Regions from separate parts of the Homo sapiens genome. Here region 2 is linked to region 1. A link is a loop called in an ENCODE intact Hi-C map of the cell type or tissue named here. Cell type or tissue: natural killer cell. All regions are shown on one strand.

Evidence for each region. Peaks named below come from ENCODE experiments on the same cell type or tissue, not always from the same donor. Only the 100,000 strongest peaks of a DNase experiment are listed, where the experiment ranks them.
Region 2: it touches region 1 in a loop (17-fold over the local background); 9 of 110 quality-filtered maps call a loop at or near these places.

Annotation. Positions count from the first base shown.
Region 1 is chr12:81,643,797-81,646,296 of GRCh38, reverse strand. The region is part of intron 4 of PPFIA2 (PPFI scaffold protein A2); the gene reads left to right. Among named protein-coding and RNA genes, the nearest start is that of PPFIA2, 110 kb to the left of the region's middle. In natural killer cell, a CTCF peak has its summit at 1,559 (motif pointing left); a DNase peak (open chromatin) is centred at 1,556.
Region 2 is chr12:82,018,514-82,021,013 of GRCh38, reverse strand. No RefSeq gene overlaps it. Among named protein-coding and RNA genes, the nearest start is that of LINC02426, 66 kb to the right of the region's middle. In natural killer cell, no CTCF peak of the experiment used is centred here; a DNase peak (open chromatin) is centred at 1,253.

The DNA of each region.
Region 1 (2,500 bases):
GACAGCTGACCTCTGCCTTGAATGATTGGGTGTTTCTACAGGCTGATTTCCTGCCTTTCCCCTGTAGCAATATACTATATCATTGTAGAATTCTGGAATTAAGTTGGTGTCTTACTCCTCCCTCAGTAGCAGATGGCTTTTCCTACTGTAAAGGGCTGGTTGGAGGAGTAAGACTTCTATACCTTTCTTCATGGCAGCTGACCTTGGCCTAGGAGGAAGGGGTAAGAGTGTCTCCTGTCTCTTTGCCAGTGCAGCCAATCTTTGCCTGCGTCTTATGGAAGGGTTTCCTGTCTCTCTCCCATGGGCAGATGGCTTTGGTTATCAAAGCAGGACTAAATGTTGGATGCTAGACAGGATCTTGCCCTTCCTCTAGCAGCAGATTGTCTTGTTCTCTTTTCCTACCTGTCTCCAGGAGTAGCTGAACCCCTCTTGTAAAAGAGCTGGTGTCCAAGCAGGTGCAGACTTCCCTTGGAATGGTGCCCTCAGGAATTCTGACTTCTCATGATAGCCCACGCTAGGTCTTAAGAATTTTTAAAATGTTACTTGCCTCCCTACTACCCACTTTTATGGCTGCTTTCACTTGGCTCCATGTTCTGCTGATAATTAAACAGTTTGTGTGTCCTGTCTTTCCTCAAAGGAACTTGTCAACCTTTGGAATTTTGTTCATCTCAGAGGGACGTCTTAAGTACTCAGCTTTCTGAATGTTTAAGAAAAAAATAATACTTTTCAGAATTACCTACCTCTTTCTCATTTTTAGCCTGGGATCAATATTCCCTTCACACTTTTTACATCCGAAGTAGAAATAAAACTCTTATCTATTTTTTTTCAGTATTGGTGCATATTATTCTTCCTTTAGGTGGTTACCAGAAAAATAATTTGGTTTATGCTGAGGGGTGGTGTAAGCAAATCATGTAAAATATTGAACATTAAGTTGGGCCTCAGCAGGGTGAGATGTAAAACTGTATGAGTCTTGAAGGAACTGAGGGACCAGACAGTCAGGAAATATAATATTTGAAAAATATGATGAGTAAAATTAATACCACTATTCAATTTCTTTTTAAAAGTTCCTTCTTTCTCTTTCTTCTCCTTCCTTCCTTCCTTCCTTCTCTCTTTCCCTTTATCTCTCTTTCTTTATTTCCTTTTCCTTCTGAATACCTAAATTCAGGTTAAAAAAGTGTGCTTAGTATATGACTCCTCTGTACTTAGTTTAATATTAGAAGGTTTAAATATAGTATTTCTATGTTATATTCTAGCTTTTCTTTATTTCCAGAGAAGAATTTCTGTTCCAGCCAAAATTTTATTTTTACTATTCCTCCCTTTGTGTTTTTGTTTATGGCTACTATGCATTTTCTGAACTTTTAAAACCTCTAAATTCTTAATAACTGAAATTGCTACCAAAATGTTTTATACTTTTAGCATTTAAAAAATAAAAATCAAATGAAAATAAGTTTTCAGTAATAAATGCATTTTCACTGCTCATTTAGCGACTTAAAATCATGCTCAATCTGTATCATCATTGAGCACTATGCTTACATAGAACAAAACTGCTTCCTGTTGTAATTTTTAAATAAAGAGCACCACCTTGTGGGAACACATGCTTAACCATGTTACAGAAAATGGAAAACAAATATTAACAGAATAATAATGTTTTAAATTACTGACAGTTTATTTATTTTAAATTAGTATAGAAAGAAAGCACCATACTACTTCTGAAGAAAAAACTAAAAAGGTAGAAAATAGAATTTGAAAATTTTGTCAGTTTTTCATGTTATGACTCAATACAAGTCTGCAATATTGTACTTGCTAATGATTACTTTTTTATAAGTATTAATTATCTTAGAACTAAGATTTAGCTTAAAATAACAGAGCTATCAGGAACTATGAATATGACCTAATCTAGAAAAGCTTTATTTTAAAAATAAGGAATCCAAACTTAAGGGGATATATTTAGTGTGTTCACCAACTTACATATAACCAGCGATGTGATAGCTATATTCATGTAAACATCATTTCTATTTGCCTGAGTGAGTCTTGATGGATTTTCAGACAATAGAATATAGTAATGCATCATTTACCCATACTGAGGTATAGATTATCTAGCAAAAGTAAATTTTATCATAATGTAAAAGGTATAATACAACACACTACTGTATCCTTAAAAATGATTATTTTTATAGAATCTTTCTGTGGTGTATTATCTGTATTTTTAACAGCATATGTTTAATGCACATAACATTTTATGGAATTTAATTCAAAAAAACTTGACATTTTTGTTGGTCAAGGTGCTGGTTCTTTTAAATGTTTCCCATTTGACATCAATTCATCTCAGTTTGCTTTCGAAAATTGGGGAAAAGTTTGTTGCTATTCCTCTTTTAATGGGAAGCTCAGAACTGGAAAACAGCCCTTCCCCAAACAGAAAAGGAACATTGATTTTATCTCTTTTAAAATCACTCTATGCTTTAGAATGCCAAATTACCTTACTACTTGAAGACCTCAAGTC
Region 2 (2,500 bases), 370 kb before region 1:
AGAGTAGCCCTAGAGAATATACTGGTTTTTCTGTATTTTATTTACATCCCAGATCCGTTGGATTTAGTAATCATGAAATAGGGAGTACCCAAATGGTTAGTAAAACATGAATGCTAGAGAATGAGAGAAAAATTCCTCCATAAAATTTGGAAGATGTTCATATCTTGATCCTTAAGTCCAGGAAGTCTGGGGCATGCCAGAATACTCTCTAAAGTAAAAGGCAAATTTCTGTGTCATATGCCACTCAACCATGAACAAAGAAGAACAACCCCTGTTGAGCCTCTTTGGATTTTGGCAATAATACAGGCCACATGTCAGTGTGCTGCCCTGACCTGTTCGCTAAGTAATGCATAATAAACTTTGAGTGGGTTTTAGCAGGAGAGGTCTCTGTGGGAAAGGTGTATGCTGTAGTGCCCACTATCCTTTCCTTGGGCTTTGTGACCCAAAAGATCCAATAATAATTGAACCTCTGAGGCACATATTGCCTCATTAATACAATTTTTATATCTTGCATTTGTGTAACTGTGTGAGTTAAATTAAACACAAGATGGCATAAACAATGAAAATGTTGATCAAGTGCAGAATAAAAAGCACAAGAAAATGGAACCCTTATACACTGTTGGTGGGAATGTAAAATGGTCCAAGCACTATGAAAAACAGTGTGGAAATATGTATCTGAAAGAAAAAGAAAAAATCAAGATCTTAAAGAAATATGTGTGTTCCCATATTCATTATGGCATTATTCATAGTAACAAAATATGAGAACAACCCAAATATTTACAGATAAATCAATAAGGAAAATGTGGTATGTGTGTGTGTGTGTGTGTATACATATATATATATATATATATATGTATACACACACACACACACATTTGCAATATGAGTGAAACTGGAGGACATTATTTTAGGTTAAATAAGATAGAGAAGGACAAATTGTTCATGATTTAGATACACTTATAGGAGTATAGCCATTATACTTATAGGAGTATGACCATTTTAGATACCTCCTATAAGTGTATTTAATACACTTATACCTCTTAGATACACTTATAGGAGTTATCTAAAATGTTCAAACTTAGAAGCAAAGGATAGACTGGTGTTTGCCAATATATTAGTTCATTCTCACACTGCTATAAAAATACTACCTGAGATTGGGTAATTTATAAAGAAAGGAGGTTTAATTGACTCACAGTTCTGCATGGCTGGGAGGCTTCAAGAAACTTACAATCATGGTGGAAGGCAAAAGGAAAGCAGGCATCTTCCACACAAGGTGGCAGTAGAGAGAGAGTCTTCAGGGGAAACTTCCACTTTTAAAACCATCAAATCTCATGAGAATTTTCTTACTATCATGAGAACAGCATGGGGTAAACCACCTCCATGATCCAATTACCTTCCACCAGGTCTCTCCCTCTACATGTGAGAATTACAATTTGAGATGAGATTTGGGTGGGGACACAGAACCAAAGCATATCATTATGCCCCAGCCCCTCTCAAATTTCATGTCCTTTCACATTTCAAAACCAATCATGCCTTCCCAACAGTCCCCTAAATTCTTAACTCATTTCAGCATTACCCCAAAAGTCAAGTCCAAAGTCTTATCTGAGACAAAGCAAGTCCCTTTGGCCTATGAGACTGCAAAATCAAAAACAAGTTAGTTACTTTCAAGATACAATGGGGGTACAAGCATTGGGTAAACATTCCCATTTCAAATGGGAGAAATTGGCCAAAATAAAGGGCCACAGACCCCATGCAAGTCTGAAACCCAGCTGGGAAGTCTTTAAATCCTAATGACTCCATGTCTCACATCCAGGCCATGCTGATGCAAGGGGTAGCTTGGGTAGCCACCACTGCTTTCATGGGCAGACACTGAGTGCCTGTGGCTTTTGCAGGTGTATGGTGCAAGCTGTCAGTGGATCTACCATTGTGGTGTTTGGAGGAGGGTGGCTCTCTTCTCACAGCTTCACTAGGGAGTGCCCCAGTGGGGATTCTCTGTAGGGGCTCCAAACCCACAGTTCCCTTCTGCATTGCCCTAGCAGGGGTTCTTCATGAGGGCTCTGCCCCTGCAGCAGACTTCTACCTGGACATCCAGGCATTTCCATACATCCTCTAAAATCTAGCTGGAGGTTCCCAAAGCTCAACTCTTGTCTTCTGCACAACTGCAGTCACAACACCAGGTGGAAGCCATCAATGCTTGGGACTTGCACTCTTTGAAGCAATGGCCCAAGCTGTACTTGGGCCCCTTTTAGCACTGGATGGAGCTGGAGTGGCTGGGACACAGGGCACCATGTCCCAAAGCTGCACAGGGCAGTGGGACCCTGGGCCTGGCCCATGAAGCCATTTGTCCTTCATAGGCCTCTGGGCCTGTGATGGAAGGGGCTGCTGTGAAGGTCTTTGTCATATGCTGCAGACATGTTTCCCCATTGTCTTGGCTATTAACATTTGGCTCCTTGTTACTTATCCAAACTTCTGCAGCAAAATTGAATTCCTCCCCAGAAAA